2 separate regions of the Homo sapiens genome follow, and region 2 is linked to region 1. Evidence: read pairs that join two places in POLR2A ChIA-PET (ENCODE). Cell type or tissue: GM12878. All regions are shown on one strand. Each heading gives the region's core, and the rest is flanking DNA. Links, peaks and the distances in the headings are about the cores only.

Region 1 (15,592 bases), core at 2,910-10,909:
AAGGCAGCCAGGTTGTGCTGTAAAAAAAAACAATGTAGAGGTTTCAGTCTTAGGTGTTTGAAACTGTTGGATCTCTCAAAATTGATTAGCTGAAATATACCTTTTCTGCGTAACTGAATTCACCAGTAATTCCATTTGAAGCGGGCAGAGCCTTTCTGAAAATGGATGATCAGAAATGAGTGACATTTTATTCAACCAAGAGTTACCAGAGACATATTTTTTTTCCTTTAAAAGTAATTTAAAATTCGCCAGAGGATTACTAATTAGGTCTCTTGGCATAGCATGGTTATCTGATCAGACTGTCATGCCCATAAACAGTAAAAATGCAGCATGTTGATCCATTCATGTCTGTTTTTAAAGGAGGCTGTGGACTTTAAACTCCTCTCTCGCAGGCTTGCTCTTTGTTTCATGTGGGGGCTCTTTGAATAACACCTTAGATGAGAACAATGTTTAAGAAATAGGCCAGTTATATTTTGCTTTTCTATTTCTACCATGCTAATGGCTCTCTACTTGATCGTTTAATCACTGATCCAAATCCAGATGGAATTAGATGCTCCTTCCTGCTGTAGTCCTGCAGTCAGACAGTCTGTAATGTTTGATACGGATCTTCTGAGTGGACAAGATGAGATTAGATTAGTCTCTCTGGGAGCCAGCCCTATTCATTTTCTAAGAAAGTTATACTGGAGGCCTGAGGACTGCCAAGAGCAAAGTGGAAACAGAGCCCAGCCTTTTCCTCTTATCAAGATCCACAGTAGTTCCACATTAAGTAGTGGAGATTTGAATAATATTGGATCAGAATCCAGGAAGGAGGTCCTTGCCACCCACGATTGAAATGTGAACTTCATGTGTTACAACTTTATTACCTTTTCTTATTTTAATATATGACAAAGACTGAAATCTCTGGCATGGAGTCAGTGGCAAATTTTACTTTTGTGGGTTTTTTTTTCTACATTTAGTATTTATTGAGCCCCCACTGTTTGCCAGGCACTGCACTACAGGCTCTCTCTGCACCATGAGCTTAACCTTTCAGTAATCCTCATATTCAATCCTTTACAACTGTTTAGAACTTTATAATTTACAAGGCGCTTTCATTTCACATTTATCCTCTCATTAGATTCTCACGTGGAAGGGTAGATACCATTATCCTCGTTTTACAGTTGAAACTGACACAGCTAGGAGGTGGAAGATGGGCTCCCCAGCCCTCAAGATTCCTAGTCCATCAAACCCTGATGCCCTTCCTGATATGTGCCTGTCTCTCAAAGTCAGCAAGGGCTGTAATACAGATTAAACAATTGCAGTGGTTCTTAGGCTATAATCCCATCTCTGGACCAATAGTGTCAGCATCCCCTAGGAACTTGTTGAAAGGCAGATTCTTAGGCCCTAGCCTTCTGAGTAGGACCTAGCACTATGTTTATTAATAAGCTTTCAGGTGGTTCTGACCAAGACTAAAGTTAAGAACCACTGGTCTAGAGCACCAGTTTACAGATGAGACGACTGAAGCTCTAGTTGAGCTTAACCTAGCTGGTTAAGTAACCTAAGGCTTCTCATAACAAAAGTTGTGAACTAGGATGTGAACCCAGGTCAGTCTGGCTCCAACACCATCTGTTTTCTACATTGGACTGCGTTATAAACTATAGTGTATCTTATATATTTCATTATTGGTAAATTCCTCTCTGAAATATCGTTTTGGGGGACCACAGAGCAGGTCAATAAGAAGAAAAAAGTCCCAATGTGCTCTTCTGGAGTAAGGCAAACAATGCCACCCCTTCTAATGAGTTTCTGTTTTCTGTGTGAGGTGAATGTGGGGGCTAAACCTCAGCGTGGCTACTAGTGTGCTCAGGAAATTCAGGGACAGAGCCGAGAATCCAAAATGGCTACCCAAACTAAGTGCATTTCATCTGGACTTTCTGGTCCCAGTGTTCTTTGGTCATACTTAATAGTTTACTGTGATGGATTTAATGGCAAGAGGGCTCCTTGCCCTGGCTTGGCAATATCTGTGGAGCCATGGGTTGACGTAGTGTGGGAATACTTGTGGCTACTTGGAAATCCCTGTTGCTGTCATCATTGGCAGTGCTTCCCAGCCGAGATTCTTAGTCTGTGGTCACGTGTGAACTCTTCCAGTCATGCAGCTTAAACAGAAGTGCCCACTTGTTTCTCACAAATTATATCTGCATTTTTTTTTCTCCTAGAAGCAAGAGCCCAGACCAAGGGTTAGTCGATAGCTCAAGGGACTTCCAGGGAAATCAGAACTGATCTTCGTGCATAGCAATGCTTATAGGCTTCCTTCCACACACACTGAGAGATCAGCAGGGCAGTGGACTGAGCCTTCGGGTGCAATGCATTTCCTCAACACATTCTTTTTGAAAGAGGAAGATTGTTGCCCATGTATAGTGTACTTCTTATGTGCCGGCACTGTACCAAGTGCTATGCATTTGTTAACACTCATTTCATCCCCCCTTTTTTTTTAAGAGAAAGAGGATCTCACTCTGTCACCCATGCTGGAGTGCAGTGGCACAACCATGGCTCACTGCAGCCTCGAACTCATGGGCTCAAGACTCAGCCTCCCAAAGTGCTAAGATTACACGCTTGAGCCCCCATGGCTGGCCTCATTTCATCCTCTTAATCCTCTGAGGAAGGTACTACTAGCAGCCCCATTTTACAGATGAGAATGAATTAGAAGTTCAGATGCTTTCTTACAGTCACACAGCTAGAAAGTGGTGGAGCAGGATTCAAATCCAAGTCTAGCTACAAATTTTCTGCTCTTAACCATCCTGTTGCATAGGCTCTGACAGCTGTGACAGGCAGTAGTGGGGGGTTGTTTTGAAAGTCTTGCCATAGGCTGGATGCAGTGGCTCACACCCGTAATCCCAGCACTTTGGGAGGCCCAGGTGGGGGGATCACCTGAGATCAGGAGTTCGAGACCAGTCTGGCCAACATGGTGAAACCTGAGGTCAGGAGTTCGAGACCAGCCTGGCCAACATGGTGAAACCCTGTCTCTACTAAAAATACAAAAATTAGCCAGGTGTGGTGGTGTGCGCCTGTAATCCCAGCTACTCAGGAGGCTGAGGCAGGATAATTGCTTGAACCCAGGAGATGGAGGCTGTTGTGAGCCGAGATCACGCCACTGCACTCCAACATGGGTGACAGAGTGAGACTCCGTCTAAAAAAAAAGTCTTGCCATGTCTTTTCTGCCTCTTTTACACAGCCCCACAGGGCTTGGCAACAGGAAAAGCATGACCTAGGGCTATGGCAGTCACCCATGTGGGCTATAGCTATGGCTGCAACTCAGTGCGGCCTCCAACGACGAGGACTGGGAGTTTGGAGGGGCAAATTTAGGCCATTTTGTTTTCTTGAAATGCTTCCTCCTAGTCCCTAAATTCAGTCCCAGGTCAATAAATGGCAGTTAGTTATTCTCGGTGGTCGTGGTGATGTCTAAAGACTGACAGGATTCCCAGATTCAATGTTGGGAAAATCACCTTGAGTCCACTTTTCAATGTGCTGGGGAGTGAGTACAGGCCAAGTTCAAGTCATCAGTTCCCAGCGGTTCAGCCAGCGTGTCTTGTGAATTCTCCCAGGGCTCTCTGGTTTTAGCAGGGTCTCCATGTGCAAACCTTGCCTTTGCACAAGAGCCACCATGGCAGGAGGTTGACCAAGCTGTTCTGGGGAGGTGAAAGGTGCTGAGAAGTTGATGCTTCCTCCTAAGTGCTGTATGGAGCAGGCTTGGCCCAGATCCAACATGGGCACCCAGCAAAGACTGGTTGTCTCCTGGTGTCCCTGCAGCCCTCCCAGCCATCCCCTCACTTCCCACTGTGGCATGCTGCTTACAGCTCTCTCCCTCCACATGCCTGAGGGCCTTTCTGCAAAGAGGGGTTCAGAGATATCCATGACCAGCCAGTCTAACCTTTTCAGGGTGGGAGGGCAGAGCAGAAGTTTTACAGTGGATACGAGGCCTGAAGCCAAAGGAGTAAAACCTCTGCCTCATGGGAGTCCAGGCATGCTTAGGCAGGAGGGGTGGCAGGTGGGTAGGACAGCCTCTTGACTCCAGAAATCTCACTTCATAAGTGGCACCTGCTCTGAGCTCTCCAGATATCCCTGAATTTGGTTTTACCCTCTGTTCTTGCCTCTTCCTGTCTCCCTCCTCCTGCTCAGTCCCTCACCACAACATTCCTTTTGTGTTTAGGGAGATTTCCTAGCACCTCCCTGGCTAACAGATCAGATCCATCTGAGTCACACTGAGCCTCCCATTTAGTAACTTAGGACTCTGGAGTCCGGGTGGCCTAGGCGTCATGCCAAACTCACTACTGCTAATAGTAATGCTATTATAATGGCTTTTATACTTAAATCTCCTTTCTTCCAGGAGCCCCAAGGTCTTTAACAAATGCAAGAATTACACTACTCTCCAAAAAATAGAAACTGAAGGAAAATACATTCCTTATTCCAAGTCTACTCCTTCATGGCCTTACATAGTTGCTTTGAAGGATGGATCTTTAAAGATTCATAAGCTTTGGTGGGTGAGTGGGGTGGACAAAGGAGATAGGCTTTCTTATTGCCTGAGGCCCCACCAGTTTCACCATCTTATCTTTCGTTGGTTTTGCAGCTCAAAGACCTTGAAACTACATCTGGATGAGTCTAATAAACTGGTATCTTAGAAGAAGAGATAAGGTTCAATACGAAGATGTTTGGCTCTCATACCCCCAGAGGTTATGGGCCCAACAGATGCTCACTGAGCTCAGCTTGTCATTGCGTGGTTTAGGACAGACAACAAGGAACCTTGAAGGATGGAGTCAGCTTAAAAGGCAAGCATTAGGTTTGGCTACACACCCCTATCCTTAGCACCTGTGAAGATCTCAGAGTGCAAAGAGAAATACAGATCATGGCCCACTCCTCTATGCCTGGCACTGCTGGGTGCAGAGGAAGGGAAGAAGCACCAGGGGTGGGCTTGGCCAGGACGTGCCCTCCTTTCAAGGGTCCAGCCACCTTGTTTAATGTAAGGGAAAGAGAATTCATCTTGATGCCAAGCAACATAGCTTCCCGTTCTGACTGCACCTTTTCTCACCTGGCATTCCCTCAATGTCCACCAGGTTGCTTTCTTTCTGTTGGAGGAGAAAATGCTATCTAACTTTAAGTATTAAGATCTGATCTCCTGATTCAAACTCATTCTTCACACTGATGCCAGAAAGAAAGTTTCTGTCTTCCAGAGAGAAAGTTCATGTTGCTTCTTCCCTCAGAAAGTCTCAGTGGCTTCCCACCCACTGTGGGAAGAGGTGCGGCTCCTTTAAGGTAGCATTCAAGACCTTCTATGCTAGGTCCCTAACTTCCCTTTCAGCCTTGTTTATCACCACAGCTCTCTGGTAGCCTGGACCAACCAGGTCACTTATGCCTGCTTTCATACCTTTCTCCCTGTTCTTCTCCCAGTTCTCTATGGAAATCTTTCTCACCGTTCAAGACCTAGCTCAAACAGCATCTCTCTGGGACAGTTTCTTTGATCCTGAAAGTCAGAATTTACTGTTTGTCACTACACTCACAAAGCCCATTGCTTGTTCCTATGTTCAATAATAGTGACATGGGAAGCACATGCTTTTTGAATAAGACAGACGTGAATTTAAGTCCTGGCTCGCTCACCTGTCATGTGCCTTTTGGAAAATCACTAATCTCTAAGTTTCCTTGTTCTACCAAAAGTAAAACCAAAGCCAACTTCACCTTATGTGTTGTAAGAATTGAATGAGGTCATAGCTCTAAAATCCTTGGGAGAAGAACATTGTGGGTGAGCTGAAGGCGTCAGCGTTCCCTAACATTTTGTTCTTGGTATTGTCCACCTGCACTTCTTCCCCTTAGGTGGCAAACTCCAGGTGAGGGCCTTTTCTGGCTCTTGATGTTGGCCCCATCCAACTCCAACACCATGTCTTGTATAGGGACACTCACTAAACATTTACAACATTGAAAGCACTTAATTTCTCAGTTCCTCAGTTTCTCTATCTGGACAGTAGTGAAAAAGAATAGCAAAAAAGAACATTTTGGGCTCTGAAGAAAAACTCCCCATATGCCCCTCCCAGGACGGAGCCTATTGTTAATTGGAAAATAAATAGTTCTCAGCTGAGCATGTCTTTGCCTTTCATGGGGCCCCCTGCGATGCTGTTTGGGAGACAGTTACAGCTACTTTGAGGATAATAATGACTGCCCCAAACTCCTGTGGAAGAATGTTGGGAAGATAAATGAGATAATCCACCTGACAGCTCTTTGAGCTCTTATGAAAAAGATACCCTTGAAATGTAGGATACAGGTGTGCCTTGCTTTGGTAGGTGAATTTTGGAGATTTTATAAAAATCTGAACCTACAAAACAGACAAATTAAGGGGTGAAAATTAGCATCGCAAACAGCCTCTTGGTTTGACAGAAAGATTCACAGCAGGGTCCCTTTAAATAGCCAGCTCCCCTGGTGCATCTAAAATATGACTCAATCTATAAAGAATTTGATTTACATATAACCAGTCAGGAACACTTCTACTACAGAGGAGGAAGCACATATGTTTTTTATAATAAAAATCGATAACTCTGGGGTTTTAAAAATATAAAATATTTCTTTCTTCTCATCATCTTTAATCCTGCAGTTAACACTTCCACTGCTAGGAAGTCGCCTAAAAAACAACTGCATGTTCTGCAGAGGCCGGGCCCTCACGAGCACAGCTCCAGGAGTGTGCAGGTAGAAAATGGCTGTTCAGCTGATGCCCATCACATCTAAATGCAACTTGCTGTTCCTAATTGGGCTAAAGCTTTTTTTTTTTTTTTGAGACAGAGTCATGCTCTGTCACCAGGCTGGAGTGCAGTGGAATGATCTCAGCTTACTGCAACTTCTGCCTCCCGGGTTCAAGCGATTCTTCTGCCTCAGCCTCCCAAGTAGCTGGGACTACAGGCGCGTGCCACCACGCCCAGCTAATTTTTGTATTTTTAACAGAGATGGGGTTTCACCATATTGGCCAGGATGGTCTCGATTTCTTGACCTCATGATCTGCCCACCTCAGCCTCCCAAAGTGCTGGGTTTATAGGTGTAAGCCACCGTGCCTGGCCCATTTATTTTTTTTAATTTTTTTGAGGTGGAGTCTCACTGTGTCACCCAGGCTAGAGTGCAGTGGCGCAAGCTCAGCTCATTGCAACCTCCACCAACTGGGTTCAAGCGATTCTCCTGCCTCAGCCTCCCAAGTAACTGGGATTACAGGTACGTGCCACCAAGCCCAGCTAATGTTTTTGTATTTTTTTAGTAGAGACGGGGTTTTGCCATGTTGGCCAGCCTGGTCTTGAACTCCTGACCTCAGGTGATCCACCTGCCTTGGCCTCCCAAAGTGCTGGTATTACAGGCATGGGCCACTGCGCCCTGCCGGCTAAAGCATTAACTTAATGTAAGATTGAAAGCAAGTGGTAGACCGCTGACATCTGAAAAAGTAAAGCCCAGCCTTATTTAGAAGCGGGACGATATTTGGCAGATGCAGGAGCTTCTAGAAATGAGTGAGCTCATTGTTCAACTTTCCTCTTTGGGAGTCTCTCAGGGGTGTGTGTGTGTGTGTGTGTGTGTGTGTGTGTGTGTGTACATGCATGTATGCATAACAGCCAGTGCTTGGAACAATCTCCCAAAGATGTCCACATTCCTAATTCCCAGAACCTTCACATATGCTATGTTACATGGCAAGGGGAAATTAAGGTTGCAGATGGAATTAAGTTTGCTAATCACCTGACTTTAAAACAGGAAGATTTTCCTAGATTATCCAGGTGGGCCTGGATTATCTAGTGTAATCACAAAGGTCCTTAAAAGATGGAAGAGGAAGAAAAATCAGTGTCAAGTGATGCCATGTGAAAAAGACTGGCCTGTTCAGTACTGGCTTTGAAGATGGAAGTGACACCAGCCTAGTGAGACCCATTTGGACTTCTGATCTCAAGAACTGTAAGGTTATACATTCGTTTTGCTGTGAGGCACTAAATTTCTGGTAATTTGTTATAGCAGCCATAGAAAACAAATCTGGTAGTAGGGAGGTGGGTGGTAGCAGGGGTTATTGCAGCTTCACTGCATATTTCATGCTGAGGAGGCCCGTGTAAAATCTCTGATTGTTTTTGTAAACATGGATGCAAATTCATATTCAATTGCTACAGGCCCCATGTGTCTAGAACCACATTCTAACCAACAGGCGAGATGCAGGGGAAAACAGAAATATTGTGGGCTGGCCCTTGAATCATCCTGTGTGCCACACAGGAGAAGACGTAGAATTTCCTCTAATGACAATGACTGCTTTCTTCTGGTTAACTTCCCACTTGTAGGTTACCCCACAAAGCCAATGGCACAAGTATGAACAATTCCAAGTTCCTCCCTTCCTCAAAATTACTGTGTCTCTAGGCCCCTCCTCTGGCTTCAGCAGCTCCCTCTCCATGCAGAGCCCTGGTTCTAGCCGACCAACCATCTTGGAGCTCCTCTATGCCTCCCAGCCCTTCCCTTAGTCCCTCCAGAGCAAGAGGATGTGGTAAGCTGGCTGGCCTGCCTGAGCATATCCTAGAAAACGGTTTGTGTTGGAGGAGCAATGGAACACTGCTCTGCCTTTGACAGCCTCCTGACCCCTGAGGGTTCAACACACTTGTCTCCCTCACCTGCCCCTGGTGGGTTGCCCTCTTGCCACTTCCATTGATGACCCCTTTGCACCTTCAACTGAAGTCTGCACCCACTCCCACCTCCTCTCACAGCCTCAGCTCATCCCTGATGACTCAGATCAAGTTTCCTTAGGGTGAAATGAAGTGGGGTGAAGCTTTGTCTGCTTCTTAGAGTTCAGGGAATACCCAAAACAATCTAACAGTCACACCACCTGACCAACTTTGTGACCTTATCCACATGAGGAGAAGGCAAGAATCTCAACAGCTGAAGTGTGCCAGAAACATTATGTTTTGTTTTAGTGAATCCGTTACAAGTCCCCATTTGGCTTGCTGATTGGCAATTTCAGTTACTGCTGGATAGTCTTTCTCTCGCTGGGGGTTGTGTCTCCATTGTAGGTGGCTTATTACTATCACAACAGCCTGTGTGTGTGTGTGTCCATGCATGCACAGAGGGGCCCTCTGACCCAGGTTGTCCATCCACACCAGCCTCCCAGGTCTGTATCACCCCATCCCACCCTTGATCACTGATACCCACAGGTTTGTGGCTGCCCTCTCTCACCCCCCACTGCAAGGTCTGTGCAGATTTGACTCTTTCTTAACTACTCCTGTGCCCCCTTTTGAGGGCCTGTAGGGAATTCTGCTATGCCTCTGCCCCATACCCCACACAACTACTCTAGGGCTGTGGGAATTCTATGGGGCTGTCACAGGCCTCTCGATCTGGGCACACCCGGAATCACTTTCTACTCTGCTGCTCCTGTCCATGCTGGGCACCCAGGAAACAGACAGTGGTGTCTTTGCTCTTCCATCCCACAACCTCTTTTGTTGTTCTCTTATTCCCCTCCATCCTCCAGGGGGCAGCAGTAATGCAGCTCTTTCTCAGGGACCCCACTGAGGAGTCCTCTCTTTCCTTCTGCTCTCCTTTGGAGACTCCATCTCATCTTGGGTGGCAAGTGGGGTGGATACACCAAATCTTTTATATCTTAGTCAGACTTCACTTTTGAATCTCAAAACTCAAACAGTTGGATCTTGGGTGCTTTAGTTCCACTGGGACAACTTTTCTTTGACCTAGAAATGCCACATGTGGGAGGGTCACAACACAACAGTGACACTAGTGAATATATCTCTGCGTTGTCCCCATATGCGGCAAATGGGTGCAAGATGCTGCCTGCCACTCACTGTGCAAAGACTACCCACACCAGGAAAAAGCAGAGCCTGTGCTCCATGAATCTGCAATCACGGGCATCTAAGCTTAGAATATCCCACTCTGTTGCAAGTGAAAACATGTAGGTGTATCTCTTTGGCCCAACTCAAAAGGTAGATGTTTTCTCCCTTTTAATACAGTCACTTGGCAGTTTCAGCTTTCTATGAACATTCTTCTGGAAAAGAACCTCAGCTCGTTGTGTAGTTAAATTTATTCAGCATATAAATCTCTTAAAATCCATGCCCTTAAATGTTTATGGTCATGTGGGATATTATCAGTGTCAGAGATGGGCAGGGTTGAAGGAATTTGGGGTCAGACTACTTTCTTTTAATCTTCTCCAAACATTTTAGGTTTGGCAAAACTTGAATTGCATTTTGCCAAGCCCCTGTGCCTGTAATTTGTAAACCCCTGTGTATTTTCAGTTAAATGTAGTCCATATGTTTCTGATTGATTTACACTTAACTCATCTAAACGTTGTTTTGTTAGTGTTATTTGATGTCCAAAGGGCCTCAGAGCCTGTTTACATCTGTCTAAGCTGCTCGTTTTCCTCCCTGAGACTCAGGAAGATCTGTTTTGCCAAGAGTAAACTAAGTCGAATACTGCACCGCCCCTCCCCGCCTCCACCCCCTAGGATTGGATCAGACTTGGGTAGAATCTGACAAAGAGCTGAGGAAGTTGCACTGGGCTTTGAAGTTGACCAAACACTCTACCCTACATTTCACCAAGAGGAATCAGAGCGCAAAGCCTCCCCCTTGGGGACTGTGACCAATAACACGAATACAGAGACCAGATCCTAGGCCAGGCCAACTTCCCAGCCTGGCCCTTTTCCTTATGGCACTGACATTTGGCTGCAACTAGCCACCACCGACCTCAATAGGCCCGTCCCTTACAACTCTTTCATCCAAGCTTCAGTGGGAAGGGTGGAATAGATTTTATACAGTGAATGAAAGCAATCAGGCCTCTTGCTAGATCTGTGGTAACAATCTCATAAAGCAAGAGTGTGGTTTTAAAATGAAACAAAAGAAATCCTTAGCTAGTGCCCCATTTCACTGAACCTTAATTTTAGATAGCTTGCATTTGCCTTGCAAATGAGTCCACAAATTACCAAGCCACAAGCATTTAAAACCATCCTGCCCACTGCCAGAAGGAGTATGCCTGGCAGAACCAATGAGGCTGGCCCCCTACTGCTCCACCACAGTAAAAGTGAGTTATAGGAGTGATGCTTGAACTGAGATGGCATCCCACAATTTTGGAAACATGGTAACTAGGGATGGGGACAAACTGCAACTTTATGATTCAACATTGAGGGAAATGGCGCTTTGTTTTGAAAGAAGCGCAGTGGCTCACGCCTGTAATCCCACCACTTTGAGAGGCCCAGGAGGGCAGATCATGAGGTCAGGAGATGGAGACCATCCTGGCCAACATGGTGAAACCCCGTCTCTACTAAAAATACAAAAATTAGCTGGGTGTGGTGGCGCATACCTGTAATCCTAGCTACTGTCGGGGCTGAGGCAGGAGAATCACTTGAACCAGGGAGTAGGAGGTTGCCATGAGCCGAGATCATTCCACTGCACTCCAGCCTGGCAAAAGAGCCAGACTCCGTCTCAAAAAAAAAAATAAAATAAAATAAAGCAGCACTTTAATGTGTATTTGGTCGTGTTCAAGCAAACTCTATTTGGAATGGAGGTATTTGAGACAAAGAGGAGCCAAGTAACTCTGTAAAATACTATGACGGGTTGTCTTCTCTATATGCAGAGTTGCATCTCAGAGATAATTATTTCATTGGACTTGGAGGACCCTCTGGGAGATTTCTCTCTTTTTTGGACCCCAAAATGTATCAGGGAAGCCAGATTCTAGGTAGAAGGAACATGGTCAAAGCATTTGGGGAAAAGCAGGCTGGCCCCTGAAATGAGGGACAAATTAGGAGTTAAGGACGAAGATAGTTAGGACTTCCTATCTCTGAGGTTTAACCTTTCTGTTTCTATTTTGTAATTCCCTTCTGCTATCTTTGAGCTTTCAGAAAATTTCGATCAATATTATAGTTTGGTCTTATGTTCTGGGAGACTAAAGGAGGGGTATGGTTGTATGCAGTGGGGGAGCCAGCGACCTGGAGAAGCCAAGGGTGACTTAGAGGCAGTGGAAAACTTGTCCATCCAGGGCAACCTGATGTGGCAAACAGGCCTGATCTTTGGAACGTGGATGCATTCCTGGGTGATTCTTAGAAACAACTGGGGTAGGAGAAGCTCACTAAAGACTGGCTTTCCTGCAGCCTCCTGGGATAGGAGCTAAGGTTGTAGCTGTTTGCATGTTAAGGGAAGAGTCGAGTCTTGAAGGCTGAAGAACTTGGGGACATGAGTATCACATCAGTGTTAACTCTGGTGGGTGGCCAAGTGGCCATATTTGCATGTCTCACTTTCAAACTGGGCAGCAGTGGTGCTATCACAAGTTCCCTCCTGCTGGAGCCTCTGCAGAAGGCCAGGCAGGCTGCTCTCCCACAGTCACGTGAGCAGATGTCCTCTCCTGCCTCCATGAACCATCCCGTTTGGTTACCTGGACGCCATTATATCCCCCTGCCCCACCATAGTGCTTTCTCTGAACTGCATTTTAGCGTGAAGCCATCAACCTCCACTGAAGGCTGAGAAATGCGTCTCCTGTAAGCATGTTGTTGAAGCTGCCATTTGCAACCTTAAACGTCTCCTTTTGGTGGAACTCTAATTAGAGAACTTCTTCCTCATCTTCGTATCAGAAGGAGAAGTAGTTCAGCTCCTCAGGGCCTGGCTTTTTTTTTTTTTCTTTTCTTTTCTTTTTTAAGTCATAACTTTTTAGAATTGCGGTAAAATGCACACGACATAAAATTTACCATCTTAACCGTTTTTATGTGTGTAGTTCAGTAGCAGTCAGTGCCTACACTGCTGTGCCACCATCACCACCATCTATTTCCTGAACTCTTTTCGTCTTCCCAAATGGAAACCTTGTACCCGTTATACAATAACTCCCCATTCCCCTTCTCTACACTTCCTGGCAGCCAGCGTTCTACTTTCTCTCTCTGTGAATTTGACTCCTCTGGGTACCTCCTCTAAGAGGAATCAGACAGTATTTGTCTTTTTGTGACTGGCTTATTTCATGGTTCTGGTTTGTTATGATCACTGAATTCTCTAACAAATCAGATGTCTCTCCTCCCCCATTTTTTGCTTTGCCATGGCAGCTAGAAAACAAAGCCAAATCTCTGCCTGATCCAAAATAAGCATATGTGCTAGAAATTTTTGATGTAGCTTCATCCTTTATTCCATTTTTTATTTATAGTCTTGTGTTTTTTTAAAAATTGCTGACCCACCTGTGATTTATTAAATAGTTCTTTATACAAGGCATCTTTAATCTTCTTTGTAATGAAGAAGAACGTACATTTAAAAATACAGGTTGAGTAGCCCTTATCCAAAATGCTTGGGACTAAAAGTTGCTGACCCACCTGTGATTTATCAAACAGTTCTTATAGAAGGCATCTCTAATCCTCTTTATAATGAGGAAGAATATATATTTAAAAATACAGGTTGAGTAGCCCCTATCCAAAATGCTTGGGACCAGGAATATTTCAGATTTAGAAAATTGTTGGGGATTTTGGAATGTTTGCATTATAAAATCTGACTCTGAAATGCTCCAGTGAGCATTTCCTTTGAGCATTTTGATGGCACTCAAAAAGTTTTGGACTTTGGAGCAGTTTGGATTTGGGATACCTGAATTTGGGATACTCAGTCTGTATTAACAAGTAGTTGATGGAGGGATTTAGGGGATTGGGTCAAGCACGTAGTGAAGTGGGTTCTCACAGCCGATGTGAGGCTCATCCAAACAATTGCACCCATCCTTGCCCCTGGACGGCACCTCCTGTTGCAGGTGCAGGCAGTGGGGCTGCTCTCACTAATCTCTTCTTCCATGCTGACCCCCTCCGCTCCAAAGTCAATGAATTCAGATTGCAAATTAGAAGCCCAGGAACTTTTCTTATAACTAAATGTACTGGTCTAAGCTAGTGGGTTTCTAAAAGTATTCTGTGTCTTGCCGCCAACACCTTAGTCTTTTAGGGACCCCAGTAAACACTTTCTCTTGGAAGTTCCTGGCATCCAGGAATGGGTTAGCCACTCTGACCAGTGGGCTTTCACGGGTGAGATTGGGCCTGAGGCTGGGCTTGGAGGTGAGGGATCTGGCTTGAAAGATGAGGACTTCTTATTTAAAGCCAATACTACCAAGCCAGGATCTGAGTGCTTTTCCTTGGAGTTATTTTTCCACACTGGAGAATTGTTTGTGACCATTAGGCCCTGAGGAGTCAGTTTCTTTTTGCTCATCCTTGAGTGACCACTTAAGCCTGAACTAGTGCTGGGTGGGGTCTGCCACTGGGCCTTCCAGGGGCTTCTCCTTCATAACCTTTACCACCTGGCAAACCCTGTTGTTACACTTAGCTAACTTTATTTTATTATTATTATTATTTTGAGACAGAGTTTTGCTCTTGTTGCCCAGGCTGGAGTGCAGTGGCATAATCTCAGCTCACTGCAACCTCTGCCCCCCAGGTTCAAGCGATTCTCCTGCCTCAGCCTCCCGAGTAGCTGGGATTACAGGTGCCCACCACCACACCCTGCTAATTTTTGTATTTTCAGTAGAGACAGCATTTCACCATGTTGGCCAGGCTGCTCTCGAACTCCTGACCTCATGATCCACCTACCTCGGCCTCCCAAAGTGCTGGGATTACAGGCATGAGCCACCATGCCCAGCCCACTTAGCTAACTTTAAGGAGGACTGGTCCGTGCAGGCCATGAGGGTTGAGTACCGTGTTTGCAGTCAGGAGACTCAAAACCTGTCCCTGCCATTCACTAGCAGCATGGCTTTGAGCTAACTGATTCACGTCTCTGAAACTCCATTTCCTGCTCTAAAAGAGGGATGATAATACCCTTCTTTAAGAGTTGTTGTCAGAGTAAGGGAGTAACCACAAAGTTAATAACATGTTGTTTTTACAATAATTATTATGGAGAAAACTGATTATTAGACATTATCCCCTGAATCCAGCTCTTTGCAGCAACTTTGTGCTTCCTCCCTTGACTTAATTTTTACAAATCTCAGAGAATTAATGCTGAAGGACTTTAAAAGGTCATCTGGACCACGGTTCCCAAAGCTGGCTGACATCAAAGTCACCTGCAGAGCTTTAAAAGGCATTTAAAGTGGAGGCCGAGGACTCCGTATTTTTAGGTGGCTTTCCTGGTGGTTTGGCTTTGTCTATAGACGTACGTTTGAGCTACCCCTGGTCTAGACCCTCTCTCTGCTATTTGCCAAGAACTCTTTTCTGCTATTTCAGGCAGGTAAAAACCCATCCTGTGTTTACAGTTTTCACTAAGCAGGACTCCACACCTTGCTGCAGAGTTCATATAGTGTCTAATATCCTCTCACGGCTCTACTCTTCCCTTTGCATTCTCTGCTTATGTCTCCAAAGATCTTGAATGGCTTGTGATGACTGTCCTGCCAGTTTCTTTGTCTCTCAATCTGGTTACTATCATGATCATCTCCTTTGGGAGATGGGTTCTACCATTTATCTCTTCTCGTTATTCTCTGAGGCTAGAGGTTTGCTAGACTCTAACTTCAACTCTTCATTCCTTCCCCACACTTTCTCCTGTCTGGAGTTTGGGTTTATTTTTCTTCCTGCCTAACTATTCCTAATATACTAAGTCAATAAACAGATTCTCTGTGGTTACATATGGCAAACAGCTGAAATTTACAGTTGAGAGTA
Region 2 (15,592 bases), core at 2,701-10,700, 63 kb before region 1:
TGGTTTTAGGGTGAAAGTATCCAGTCTGTCTTTCAGTAAAGTATGATACCAGCTGAACATTTTTACAGATATCCTTTTATTAGTTTGAGGAAGTTCCCTTCTATTCCCAGTTTGCCGAGATTTTTATCATGCTTCTAGTCCCAGTTTGCTGAGATTTTTATCATGCTTCTAGTCCCAGTTTGCTGAGATTTTTATCATGCTTCTAGTCCCAGTTTGCTGAGATTTTTATCATGAATTGATGTTGGATTTTGTTTATGTGCATGTATTAAGATGAATACGTGGTCTTTAGCTTATTTAATAAGGTAAGTTACATTGACTTTTGCATGTTAAACCAATCTGTATCCTTGGGATAAACTACATAGGTATGATAATTGTCCTTTCATTTCACTAAATGTTGTTAATTTTTGCCTCTATAAGGGATTTCATGTCTGATTTTGGTATCAAAGGCTGGCTTCAGAGACTCAACTGGAAAGCGTTTTCTTCAAGAGTTTGTGTTGATGTTTTCTTATGTTGGTATTTTTGGTATTGGTATTTTTTTTGTTTGGTAGAATTTTCTAAAGCCATTTGGGCCTTTTGTTTATCTGTGAGAAAGATTTGTTTTCATTTTTTGTGCGAAGGTTTTTTATCTATACATTTAATAGATTTAAAAGGTTATTCTGTTTAGCTATCTGTGAGCTTCGTTAATTTTTGTGTTTCAAGGAATTTAGCAATTTATCAAGTTTATTGGCTACAGTTGCTTATAATATTCTTTTATTGTCTGTAGTATTCTCTCCTTTGTCATTTCTGATATTAATAATTTGTATCTTCCCTTTTTTTTTCTTATTAGTCTGGCTAGAAGTTTATCAGTTTTATTTTTATTTATTTATTTATTTTTGGCACAAAGAACTAGCTGTGGTTTAGGTCACTGGTGTTAGAACTGCCTTCTTTTCTAATATGATCGTGTAGTGCTGTATGTTTCCCTAAAAGCACTGCTTCAGTTACATCTTACAATTTTGATGTTTTTGTTTTATTAGGTTCAAAATGCTTTTCTACTTTCCTTTTTGTTTTTTTCTTTGTCCTGTGGGTTACTTGAAGTGTGTTATTTAGTCCAAGTATTTGTGGACATTTCAAATGTCTTTTCTGTTATTTTAAATTTAATTCTGTTTTAGTCAGAGAATATATTTTGTATGATTTGAGTACTTTCAAATATTTTGAACCTTGTTTTATGACTGAGAATATGGTCTGTCTTATCAAATGTTCCATGTACACTTGAAAAGAATGTGTATCTGCATTCTGGATGGAGTGGTCTCTAAATGCCAATTGGCTAATTAGTTGATGATATTGTTCAAATTTGCTGTATCTTAGTGATTTTCTGTTTACTATCAATTGTTGTGAGCATGATGGTGAAATCTTTAATTATACTTGCAGATTTGTCTGTTTTTCCTGTGAGCTTTTAATTCATATGTTTTTAAAACTCTCTTATAAAGGTACAAAATTGTTTAGGATTGTTATGTCTTTTTGATAAATTGACCCCTTTATCATTATGAAATGATCCTTTTTATCTTTGCCAGTATTCTTTACTCTGAAATCCATTTGTCATGAATATGGCTACACCAGCTTTTTTTGATTTGTGATAATGTGATATATCTTTTCTCATCCTTTTGCTTTTAAGTTATTTAATGTTTCTCTCATTTAAAGTGGTTTTCTTGTGGTCAGAATATAGTTGAATCTTGCTTTTTTATCTAGTCTGACAATCTCAGCCTTTTCTATGGTGTGTATGGATCCTGATAATTAGTACATTATCTTTTAATGTGCAAATATAAATGTTAGTAATTATAAATTAAGATTTAAGAATTTGAATAATTTGATAGATCCCATCAAGTAATCTTATTCCTAAAATTTCTATTTTCTTTATTTTTCGAACTTTGTTTTATTTAGACTTATTATTTCTAGGTTATCTTAGGCCACCAAGAAAAAGCCAAAATTGGGAAGTAAACTGGGACTACATTAGAAATAAAATGGCCTCCAAATATGAGAGATTATGCTACAGAGACTCCTGTAAAATTTTAGCTATAAAAGGGTAAAATGGAGAATGGTACCCACAGGGTCACAAACCAGAGTCAACAAATGTTGACTCCAGTGTTGCTTTCTAATATCTTCTGTTTGTTATTGATTTTAGACTACTTGCTCTTATATCACCTTGGGAGCTTTTAAGAAATACAGATTCCCCAGTCCCATGGAATTTGTTATACCCTGTAATCTATTTTAAGGTAATGTAACTTTCCATGTGATTCTTAGATTACTCTAGGGTCAGAAATCATGGTCCTGCCCTACTTATCTGACCACTTTAATCTCTGACTTTTCTGCCACTATCACTTTCTCCTACAGAGTCTTGGCACCATTACAGGAAAAAACCTCTGAGGATTAGTCAGGTGTGATATACCTAGAATATTATACTAAACAGTCTTGACATGTATGGAGCTTTAGCTTTGACTGTGCTATATGTAACATTAGGTTAGTAGAGATCAAATCACCTCAAACCTTCACTTTTAACATTATCCTTCACTTCCTTTTAATATTTCTTAGATTGTGGAGTGAAGAACTCTGTCTCCCATATGGTTTAATTTAGTATGCTATATTATTTTTATTAAGCAAATTTGTGTGTCTGCTGTATACTGGGTAATAATGGTCATCACCTTTCTTTCAGAGAAAGAAGTAGCTTTTAAACAAGTTATGCTCTCCTCCCCCAAAAAGTCACGTTAATTCTACATGATTTTTTTTTTTCAGTTTTCGTGGTTTGATTGGTTCCAGTGTTCAATTAGAATGTACTTAAATTTATGTTGCCTAATTCAAATAGATTAATGGGGATGAGGCAGAGTAACTCACAATAGAACAAACAGTTTTGAGTTACTTTGCCTTATCCCCATTAATTTTATCAACCCATACCTTTTCATAATGATCATAATTTTATTTCTGGCATAGGAAAATAAGCCAAAAATATTAATGGATTTAAAAAGCTAATATATAGGGTATGTAAAGATCAACAAATTATTTTAAAGTAGATATTAAAATGTCTATTGTATAGTAAATGTTCAGTAGTCTGCAAAATAAAGAATATTCTACTTGAGAATTTTTTTCTTACACTTGTTTCATATGATTAAAATTCAGTAAAACACAATTAAAACTCAAATTATGGTCAAGCATTAGTTTTTGTCGATTGATAACAACTGTCCAGCATTTTACTGGTCATTATTGAGAATATCAATTATCATTGCATTGTGGGCATGTTGAAGTGTCACTAGTAAAGAATTGTAGTTTACAGGATCCTGAATAATGGTTCTTTTTTGTTACACAAGACAAATGCAAAGGAAGACAGTTTTTGGAAATCGATGTTTAAAAAAGAACATCTTTAGAATATTAATACCTGTGACTAATTTTTAAAGATTCATGAAAAATACAAATTCAACTGAAAAGCTATAACAGTTTCTCAGAAGATACAAAGCTGTAAAATATAAAAAGTTTTAGGCCAGGTGCAATGGTTTACACCTGTAATCCCAGCATCTTGGGAGGCTGAGGTGGGCTAATCGCTTGAGCCTAGGAGTTTGAGACCAGCCTGGGCAACATGCTGAAACCCTGTATCTACAAAAAATACAAAAATTAGCCAGGCATGATAGCGCACACCTGTAGTCCCAGCTACTCCGGAAGCTGAGGTGAGAGGATCACTTGAGCCTGGGAGGTCGAGGCTGCAGTGAGCCCTAATCATGCCACTGCACTGCAGGCTAGGTGACAGAGCGAGACCCTGTCTCAAAAAAAATTTTTTTTTAACTCACTTTTTTAGTCTTAACAATGGGTAGTGTACAATCTACTTGAACTTCAGTTTTTAACTAGTAAGCCAGGACTGGAACTTGTAGTTTAATCAGAATTTCTTCATATATACGTGAATGTTCCTAGATGAATATCTTTAACATGGTTCTTGAATTCTTGGTTGTACCCCAAAAATGGTTTCAGTTTAAAAGGGTGTGGGGCAATGACCATGATTCAGAATTAATTAATGTTGCATTTTCACAGGGTTTTGTAACAGTTTATGCTCAAGAACAATGTAAACATTTCACTTGTGCTTTCCATAATGATGGTACAGCATGCTTTAAAGAGGAACTGACTAGCCTTAGGAGACGTAGTGGTTGGTGGCGAGCAGTGAGGAAGATGGGAAATCCAGTTAGTCCAATAGAATCAGTGCCATGAGTTAAAGGGTAATGGATGTGATGACCAGAATACCCTCACAACTAGTTTATACCATTACGTTGTTTTTCACAGATCTAAGGTACATCTAAAATTCCAATTAATGGGGTACAATTAATTAGTTACATGGAAAAGATAATATTCTATATCTGTCTTCTTAATAAGCCAACAGAAATGCCCTCTAGAACACCGATTCTCAAAGTGTTCCTGGACCATCATATCAGCATTGGGAACTGGACTGGCAAATTCTTAGTCCTTGGAATTAGTAGCTAGGGAATGTGGGAAGGCAGGAATTTGTATTTTAACAAATGCTCCAAGTAATTCTGATGCATGCTCAGTTTGAGAACCACTGCTTTAGAATATGATGCATATCAAACTCCAGTAAAATAATAGCAAGTTTTCAGCATTGCTAATTCTAATTTTCAACAGCTGCTGCATTAGGTTTTCGTTAATGATACCCAAACCCAGCTGGAGTTGAATCCTAGTTACTTCTTATTCTTTTTACTTACTAGTGAGTGGAGCACCAGGTGCAGTTGTTGAAGTGTGAAAATAATTTAGCTTTGTAGACAGTTCTGGCATTTCTTGATTTTGAAAATGCTTTAATCTTCTTGGTATGATATTTCAACAATCAAAGCACATCTATTTTAATGGCAGTATGGACTTGTGCTAAGAATTTAAGGAAATCTCTGAATTATTCCTACCAGTTTAATATCAAAATTAATATTTTAGCTGAATTACAAAGCTTATATATAATTTACTCCTATTTTATTTTTCCACCAGTATGTGCATTAAAAATTTTTTAATGTCTTCCTGAATAATTTACTTTCAACCTTTTTCACATCTTCTACAATATTATGTTTAGTTTTACTTTGGAAAAAAATGCTAGCAGAGATTTTAGTTAAATGCATTCTTAGTAGTAAGGTCCAGCTGCGTGCTTTGTGAGTTGCAAAACTCATGAGTCCTTCAAAAAACATTTTAAAGGCATGTCAGTAAGACATGAAACTAGCATTTATCTGCTGCAGTATACTTTGAGTATCTACAAGTGGACAACATGGTCAAAAGCACTTAAAATGTTTAATAGATTAGTACATGATCTTGCAGTGATAGTGCAGATTTGTTTTTGGTTGTATTGCACATATGTTATAGGTAATGTTGGTAATACAGATATTTAGAACCAAAAGCTGATGAATTCAAAATTCTCTTTTGATGTTTAAAAATAAAAATAAAATTCTCTTTTTTTTAACTGTGTACCTTCATGATCTCATTTACTCCTTTTACATCAGCTGATGCCTTTGTGTTGTGACTCTTAATTTCTATCTTTAGTTCAGAACTTTCTCCTGAGATGTATATCTTCTGTAACCTACATATTACTACCTGGATGTTCCATGGGCACATGAAACTCACTGTGTCTGAAACTGATAATCCAAATCTCTCCCTCATACTAACCCTGTAAATACATATGGAATCAGAGTTACATTAATAGCCTATTTTTCATTATTATAATAGGTCAAATAGCCTATTTTGGCCATTACCCTAGATGTTTGCACAGGGCTTCATTCTCCATTGAAATTCCTTTCTAATATTTCTGAAACTCTTCTAGAGATATCTCATGTGGGTTTTTTTGTTTGTTTTTTAAAAAGCAGACTCCCCTCTACCCATAAGAATCTGCTTGGTTACTTCCTTGTCCATAGAACAACTATCTCTAATCAAGCATCATCATCTCTGCTGCTTCCCCAAGAGGAAATGCCAGAAAGTATGGGAGCCTTCATGGTGCTAAGATTGATGTCACATTTCATGTAGAAATGGAGAAAGTTCTCTTATGTCCTCAGTAATGTCATACTTTATCACTTGTGAACCTGCTTTATGTGCCTGTGTGAAGAAATGGCAAACTATATACCAGCTATTCATGCATTTCTTCCTCTAGTATGTTTTTATTGCTAGGAAGCAACTGCCCACCAAGGATTAAATTTCTCACCACAACCCCTGCATCTAGGTAGGGCCATATGACTAGTGTTTGCCAAGATAATTAAGAAATGGTTGTGCTTTCTGCACTCTATCGGCCAGCTGGATCAAAAGACTTCAAGGTACTGTGGAGAATGGCAAAGTCAGAAGAGGAAAGGAGCATAATTCCTTGAATTACTGCATAAAAGGCTGTCTGCCAACCAGAAACACTCATGTTGGTACTTGAGCAAGAACTAAACTTCTTGTGTAGTAAACAATCGAGATTTCGTTACAACAGCTGATGTTTCCCTAATTAATACAGTGCCCCCTTTATATTACAAAGCCCTTCTTTGAAACAGCTCCTTAATCATTTCCCTGCATTCCCTTTCTCTAAAAACTCAAACACATAAATATCTGGAAATTCATGGGGCTGGGAGGGAACAGATGCCACATTACATTCTAATCCAGAACTTTTCTGCCATTGTGCCCTCCCCATCCTATTCCCTAGACCTGTTAGGCTTGGATATTGTTCTTACACAAGCTTGAAATAAAGCCTTATGAAAATGGGCTCTTCCACAGACCAGCTACATACTTGATTTCTCAGTTTGAACTTCAGTGTAGACTACAAACTATCCTGAATTCCTTTCTTCATCCCCATTTATTCTTCCTTCCCCAATTCTCAAATTCACTGAATGGTACCATCTTCCTCCTCAGTAAAGAAGCCTAGAGACAGTACCTTAGCCACTTCCAATTCCGTCTTCTACTCTTGTCACCTAAGCCTCTAACCCATTAACCTATCTCCTTCCAGTCCCCATGCTTCTTCCTTACTGCAGTTGCTTTCCTTCAAGTCTTAATCCTCACTATGTCTTCAGGCCATTGATACTCAACTGTAAGCGTTATCACTCTATAAAATCTTGCATTGTAGAAGTCCCGCGTGGGTTACTTAAAACTCTTTAAAAAAATGGCTCTTTATCGCTTATAGAAGTTGTTCTGAAAGTGCAGTCCATGTACCATAGGGATGCTTAAGACTCCTTTAGGGCTTTCACAAAATAGTTCACAATCATTTTCATAATAATTCTAAGATGTTAGTTGCCTTTTTCACTAGTTGACATTTGTCCTTATGGTAAAAAGCATTGGTGGTACCAAACTGTACTAGTAGGCATTGTGTTTTTTGCTGCCTTTCTCTAACAGCCCAAACCCTCAAAAGCCATTTTCACATAAGAATGTCCGTCAGAAAGCAATAACTTTATTAAATATTGACTATTTTGTGTATGTCCTTAATATTCTGTCACAATATATAAAGTACATCAAGCACTTCTGCATACCAGAGTACAGAGGTTGTCTTGAGGTAAAGCACTTGTGTGATTGAGTTGTGCTGTGGTTTGAATATGGTTTGTCTCTACCAAAACTCATGTTGAGGCTTGGTCCCCATTGTAATGGTGTTGAGAGGTGGTGGGACCTTTAAGAGGCATTTGGATCATGAGGAATCTGCTCTCATGAAAGAATCAGTACAGTCTTGAGGGAGTTAGTGAGTCCTCACTCTCTGAGGACTACATTAGTTACAATGAGATCAGGTTGTTATGAAGCAAGATTGCCTCTCGTGTTTGCGCTATTTTCTGCATATGTCAGTTTCTCTTCTATTCCTCCATCATTTTTTGATACAGCATGAAGCCCTTACCAGAAGACAACAGATGTGGCTGCCCAGTCTTGAACTTGCCAGCCTAAAGAACCAGAAGCTAAAGAAACTTCTTTATAAACTACCTGGTCTCTGTCATAGCAAGAGAAAATAGATTAAGACAAGTTGCAAGCTCAACAAGGCAATTTTTTTCATAGAACACTGTTTTTACTTGAAAGAATGATCAACACACAAACTATGTTTATTCAGACTTGTGTAGTTGGGAGATATTTTCTCAAAAATGAATGAAGTGAACTTGTCGCTGTAAGGAAAATAGTTGACAGTATTAGTTGCCAATTATAAAATTCAAAAAAACTTGTATCTGCCGCTATGAACATAACAGTTTCCCAATACTTAGACTTCTCTGAGATTGGTGGTGTTATAATGAATGTGATTTTTTAAATTGTATAATTTTTATTATACAATTCTAATGTATTAATATTTGGAGGATCTGCATAACTCCGTATACCAATATTTTTCAAATGACAGTGCAAAGTATATCAATATAACAGTATATATTCACTGATATGAACTTGAATAGTGTATATTCATTAATATGGTTTTCTATCACATTGCAGTTAACTTTTAAGAAATTAACACTAGGTTTTAGTGTAGAATTGAAAAAGAATATTTCCAATTATTTGAAAAGGCTACTAAAGTACTCCTTTTCCAACTGTATCTATATGAGTCTGATTTTCTTCATTGACTCCAACCCAAATAATATATGGTAATATTTTGAATGGAGAAGCAGATATGAAAATCCAGTTGTCTTCTATTAAGCCAGACACTTTATAAGATTTGCAAAAATATGTTACACTAAATTTTTTTGCTTTTGGAAAATTTTTTCACAAAATCATGTCATTTATGCTGACATGTCATATTGTTATTTTAAAGTGAGTTAATAAATGTTTCTCAATTTTAATTACTAATGTGCTGTTGCTAGATGTAACCCACATAAACCAAAGCTCTTTGGTGTCCTTAACAATCTTTAAGTGTATAAAAGGTTCTGAGACCAGCAAGTTTCAGAATGCTGGCTTATAGGATATGGTTCATATTCCTAATATGGTGATTAAGACACTGTGATCTGGCTTCTGCCCACTTTTCTGCCTTATGTTTTACCTTGCCCTTAATTTTTCTCCTATCTTCTAAGCTTATTAAGAACCACTTTTAGGGCCTATATGCACTCTACAGTGTTGTGCCTCCAAGGACTTTGCTCATGCTTCTTCCCTTTGCCTGGAAGGTTTCTTTGTCACCCAGAAGGCACTTTTTTTTTTTTTTTTAAAGACAAAGTCTCACTCCCAGCACTCTGGGAGGCCGAGGCAGGTGGATCACGAGGTCAGGAGATCGAAACCATCCTGGCTAACACGGTGAAACCCCATCTCTACTAAAAATACAAAAAATTAGCCAGGCGTGGTGGCAGGTGCCTGTAGTCCCAGCTACTCAGGAGGCTGAGGCAGGAGAATGGCGTGAACCCGGGAGGCGGAGCTTGCAGTGAGCTGAGATCATGCCACTGCACTCCAGCCTGGGCGACAGAGCGAGACTCTGTCTCAAAAAAAGAAAAAGAGAGAGAAAAAAAACTGTATTTTTTGTCTTAAGCTAAACAAATACATCTGGGTGAAACTGAATAAAATAGGATTGTGGGAGAATAAGTAGGCATCCTACTCCCTTCCTCCCACCCAGTTGTTACTGGCCTGCTTCTCTCTCTATTTCTGCTTCTTTCGATTTTGTTTTAGCCTCGGGGTGAGTGGGTGGAGGGAGTCCAAAAACACATCTGTACTGTAGAGGAGAAATTGATAGCATAGCTTTATGGAACTTATCTCAGGGTTATGCAATCCAGAGGTCCCCTGATTTCAGCTCTCATCAGTGCAGGAATCCTTTTTCCATCATTCTTTGACAGGTCCTCATGCAACCTCTATATGAGTATCTCCAGAGACTAATAACTTACCACCCCCTAAACTGCCTGTGTCTTTACTTTGCACTACTAATTATTTGAAAGCCCGTTCTCTCTTGAGCCACAGTCATATCTTTTTTTCTGGAGTAATGCTACAAAAAGGATTCTGCCTCTTTTTCACAATAACTTTTCAAGTATTTCAAGAGACTGTTAGTCATTTTTATGGATTTTCTCTTAGCTAAGTGCACTGTTTTGTTTTGTTTTTTTTTAAGTTTTTTATGTGGCATGATCCATCCAGCTCATTCCCATTCTGGAGTACTCTAGCTTTTAACGTGTGCCTGAAATGACACATAATAGCCCTGTGTGACTAAATACAAATTTCTTAGGAACTGTTCCTTCCTGTGACTTGAAACATTAATTACTGTGTTTTGGTTAGGAGTATAAGCTTTGGTATCAGACAGATGAGGGTGTGAATTCTGACTTTTTTCCCCTGTAATTCATATCTCTGAGTCTAAATTCCGTAATGTTACCATATAGGATTATTGCAAGAATTAGGTGAAGTAATGTACATTTAAACATGAACCGTTGGCTGGGTGCGGTGGCTCACGACTGTAATCCTGGCACTTTGGGAGGCCGAGGCGGGGAATCATGAGGTCAGGAGATCAAACCATCCTGGCTAACATGGTGAAACTCCATCTCTACTAAAAATACAAAAAATTAGCCAGGCGTGGTAGCAGGTGCCTGTAGTCCCAGCTACTCGGGAGGTTGAGGCAGGAGAATGGCGTGAACCCAGGAGGCAGAGCTTGCAGTGAGCCGAGATCACACCACTGCACTCCAACCTGGGCAACAGAGTGAGACTCCGTCTCAAAAAAATAAAAAATGAATAAAATATGAAGCATTGTTCCTGGCTCACAGTAAAGGCTCAAAGTAGAAGCACTTGTTACACTGATAATTATATACCTATTGGCACAGCCTAAAATTGCCATACGTTTTTTTGCAGCTGCTTCACATTACTGTTAATATTATAATCATTATGCTAGTATATTTGTTGTTTATCAGCTTGTGCTACTACTCAGGCTTTTATGCCTTCTCCAATTAGCCATCCCCACATCTTGAAAGCCAGCTCTGTCCTTTTAAGGCTGAACTTACTCAGTGTATTTTCCAGAAGGTTTTTCTCCAATTCTTGGATCCAGAAGTATTTTGTTCTTACTTATGGCATTTGTTACAGTGGCATTTGTTCAATTTTGTACAAGATAGACTATGAAAATAGGAACAGTTCACTTGAGAAATTTATAAAGAGATGAGGGATGATGAGATTAATGTCTTAATAAAGCTCAAGAAAAAGGAAAAGCATGTATAGTTGGACTCCCCATTTTGTATCAGCGTACTTATTTCAAGTGACTGAAATGAGTAAAGAAAGAAGCCTTGAAGTCAGCTCACCTATGATTTTTAACTATGATATTTTGTATTTTAAAAATAGATACTTGGTGCAGGTGTTATTGGCAGACAGAAGTAAGAGGCTAGGGTGAACAGGCTATGGGCGTCTGGTAAAAGAATTTTTTTCCCAAAAATGCTCTGGGAGTTTCATTCCCAAAAGATGGATGCAGGTAAATCTGACTCTGGTCAGTACAATCAAGGCAAATTGGTGTTTTTCTAAACTGTGAATTGGGAGAGGATTCTACTTACAATTTGAATAATAGGTCTCATCTCTATACTTATTCTGGTACATTTAAAGAAAAACTTAGGCCCTATATTGGACCTACTTCAGACCTTACAATCCATATAGTAACCCATAAATAAGTAAAACCTTTGTATGTTGTGATTTTTTTTCCCTATTCAAGAATGATACCTAGAATATTATACAATTACTAATTTGGGGAATGATATCAAGAATTATGTTGTTTTTGGCTTTGGTTGTGGTTTTTTATAACTTTAAATTTTGAGATAATTATATATTCACAGGAAGTTGCAAAGATAGTACAGCATGTTTTTCTTTTAAGCACCTGGAAGACAACCATCTTCTGTCCCTCTGTTTCACTTATTTACCATGCCTATTTCAAAGGAATGTTGCAGGAAACAATTGCAAAATGCTTTTGCAATCCCAAAATAAAATATATCAAATAATTTTAAAAGGCATTTGCAAAAAAAAGGTAGTTCTATAATATTGTAGTGCTGTATTTAACTATAAGGCTCTACCTCTTCCTATAATAGAAATAGACAAAATCTCAGACAATCAGTATAATGTGGAACATGAGCTCTAGAGTCACATTGACCTGTAATGGTATCCTGACATCAGTAAACAGCTGGTGATCACTTAAAGAGACTCAGTTTTCTTATTTAAATGGGGATAATAATTCTGCCTCTCATGATATGATGTATATAAACCACAACACAGCATGGGTGTAACAGATGATATACATAAAACACTTAAAGCATAGTGAGAATTCAATGTTAGCTATTACCAATACTATTTTTTCATGTAGGTGATTAGTGTATTTCTCAGATTGATAATAAAAGAAGGTTATAACTTATAAGGATTTCACATTGTTAAATTAATGTAATAACTGTAGAAAAGTATAGCCATAGCCAAGCTTGGCAAGTACATTTAGTAAAATATAACTCATATTCCTTTAACGTAGTAACCTTAGCAATAACACAAAAAGAAAAGAATTGGTGTTTTTTGGATTGATGGGGTATTTAATAATTACTTTAATGTTTTTATCTAATAGATCATCTCAGGAGCATTAACTCCAATATATTTTTAGTGAGAACCTTATCACAGATGAAGTTGTGAAAGAAAATTTGATATTTATTTTGTAATGTATTTTCAGAATGTTAAGGATTAACATATATTTAATGTGGAAGCATTATGTTTGTTTAAAAGATGTGTCTAATAAGGGCCTACAAAAATTTATTGTACATGAAGATACTCAATAAATATTGTTAAATTGAGAATAAATGACTAATTTATAAACAGTTAAATATTTTATAATTTGTTTTTAATGTTATTATTAAAATGAACCTGTATTATAAGATCTCAATATTTGGTAATTTTTTTGAAGTGAAACAAACATAAGTTAGCCATTTTACAGGGAACAATTCACTGGCATTTGGAACATTCACAATATTGTACAAGCACCATCTCTATCTAGTTCCAAAACATTACTCCAAAGGAAACCCCATCACCGTTAATCGGGTGCTTTCCATTTCTCCCTCCCCCCATTCCCTGGCAACCACCAATATATTAATATATACTGTTTCATTTTTACCTATTCTGGATATTTCATATTAATCTAATTATATATGACCTTCGGTATCTGGCTTCTTAGCATATTTTTGATGTTCATCTATATTGTATTACTAACATATATGAGTACTTCATTCCTTTCTATAGTTGCATAATATTCTATTGCTCTGTATATAGTACCACAATTTATTTGTTCATTCATCTGTTGATGGACATTTGGATTGTTTCTACCTTTTGGCTATAGTGAGTTAGTGCTTTAAACATTTATAAGTATTTGAGTACCTGTTTTCAGTTCTCTGGGGTGGTATATACCTTGGAGTAGAATTACTGAGGTATTTGGTAATTCTGTTTAACTTTTTTGAGAAACTGCCAAACTGTTTTTCATCATGACTTCACCATGTTACATCCCCTCCAGCAATGTATGAGGGTTACAATTTGTCACTTCCTCACTAACATTTGTTATTTTCCTATTCTTTTCTCTTTTTTTTTTTTTAAGTTTTTGGTTTATCTGTTTTTAATTATAGCCATCCTAGTGTGTATGAAGTGGTACTTTGTTGTGGTTTTGATTTGCATGTCCCAGTGACTAATGATGTTGAACATCTGTTCATGTTTGTTAGTCATTTGTATATCTTCTTTGATTATTGATTAGAGACTGTTCTTTTCTAAAGTCTGCATACAGTGCTGTAAATTTCCCTCTCAGTCCTGCCTTAACTGTGTCCCACAAATTTTGATTTGCTTATTTTCATTTTCATTCATGTCAATGTATTTTTAAAATTTCCCTTGACATTTCTATTTATTTGTCTTCTGTTCTGTTTTTTTCACTTCTGTTTTCTCTTTCTGCATTCCTGTGGGTTACTTATATTTTTTTTTAGAATTGCATTTTGATTTGAGTTTAATGTCTTTATATAGTCTTTTTCATGCTTGTTTTACATATTTTATTATATAAATGTCACCTGTCAGTTCACTGGTATCATTTTACCAATTCAGGTGAAGTATAGAAACCTTACCTCCACTTTTGTCTTTTTATTCTCCCTCACTTACAATGTAATTGTCTTAAATATTTGCTCTGCCTTCATTTAGAGCCACATCACAGAATGCCGTAATAATTTTGCTTTCTCTGTCAAACTTGCTTTTGAAAACTCAAGAGGAAAGGGAAAGTTTATTGTATTTACACATATTTTTACTCTCCATTTTTTTGTTTGTTCTTTCTGATGTTTTAAGATTTCTTCTTTTATCTTTTCCTTTTTGTTTATTTATAGAGTTTTTTTAGCCAGTCTTTTAGGGTAGGTCTACTGGCAATAAATGCTAATTTTCTTTCATGTGAGTTACTTTCCCTTTCATTCCTGAAAATTATTTTCTCTAGGTATACGATTATTTTATTTCAGCACTTGAAAAACATTGTGCCACTTCCTATTGGCTCCATGGTTCGTGATAAGAAATCTGCTGTTAATCCAGTTTTCTCTTGTAGGCTTCATACAGGTGCATTCAAGACTTTTTTTGTCTTTTGTTTTCAGAAGTTTGATTATGATATGTCTTGACATGGATATCTTTGGGTTTACCTTATTTGGAGTTTGTTCAGCTTCTCTATCTAAATGTTTATGTCTCTTTTTAAGTGTGTAAAGTTGTCAGCCATAATTTCTTTGAGCACTTTTCAACCCTGCTTTCTTTCTCCTATTCTTTTAAGACTCTGTGACACCAATGTTAGATCTTTTGTTCTAGACCACAGTTTCTTGAGCTCTTGTTTGTTTTTGTTTCTCCTTTTCTTGGTCTGTTTTCCCACTGCTGTTAGGTTCAGTAATTTCTTTTGTTTTTTCTTTCAGTTCATTAAACTTTTCTTCATCTCTTCCATTCTGCTGTTGAACCCATTCACTGAGCTTTTTATTTTAGTTCGTGTATTTCCATTTGGTTCTTTTTTGAGACAAAGTCTCGCTCTGTTGCCCAGGCTGGAGTGCAATGGCGTGACTTCCGCTCACCGCAGCCTCTGCTTCCCAGGTTCAAGTGATTCTCCTGCCTCATCCTCCTGAGTAGCTGAGACTACAGGCATGCACCACCACGCCTGGCTAATTTTTGTATTTTTGGTAGAGACAAGGTTTCACTCTGTTGGCCAGGCTGGTCTTGAACTCCTGACCTCATGATCCACCCGCCTCGGCTTCCCTAAATGCTGGGATTACAAGCGTGAGCTACCATGCCCGGCCTGGTTCTTTTTTTGTATCTTCATTTTCTCTACTGAGATTGTATTTGCTGGGGCTTTCCATTTTTTTCGTTTGGTTCAAGCATGTTCATAATTGCTCATTAAAGAATTTTTATCGTGGCTGCTTTAAGTCTTTGATAAATTTTAACATTCCTGTTATTTTGGTGTTGGTCATTTCTTGATTGTCTTTATTCATTGAGTTTGAGATCCTGCTGGTTCTTGGTATGATGAATAAGTATTTTATAGAAACCTGAGCATTTTTGTATTATAAGACTCTGGGTCTAATTATAATCTTCTGTTTCCTTGCTTGGACTCCACTGATACTGCAGAGGTGCCTTGTTACCTGCTGTCTGAGATGAAAGTCCTGACCCTGTACTTGGCCTTCTCTGACATCACCCCATCAGGGATATTGGGCATTGTGAGGGTGGA

The links. Peaks named below come from ENCODE experiments on the same cell type or tissue, not always from the same donor. Only the 100,000 strongest peaks of a DNase experiment are listed, where the experiment ranks them.
Region 2: POLR2A ChIA-PET joins it to region 1 with 11 read pairs; 2 of 35 experiments call an interaction of 5 or more read pairs at or near these places.

The regions. Positions count from the first base shown.
Region 1 is chr1:87,111,493-87,127,084 of GRCh38, forward strand. No RefSeq gene overlaps it. Among named protein-coding and RNA genes, the nearest start is that of LINC01140, 10 kb to the right of the region's middle. In GM12878, for the core only: no CTCF peak of the experiment used is centred there; a DNase peak (open chromatin) is centred at 7,439.
Region 2 is chr1:87,048,468-87,064,059 of GRCh38, forward strand. The region is part of intron 1 of HS2ST1 (heparan sulfate 2-O-sulfotransferase 1); the gene reads left to right. Among named protein-coding and RNA genes, the nearest start is that of LINC01140, 74 kb to the right of the region's middle. In GM12878, for the core only: no CTCF peak of the experiment used is centred there; DNase peaks (open chromatin) are centred at 9,034 and 9,544; H3K4me3 peaks cover 1,719 bases; H3K27ac peaks cover 2,685 bases.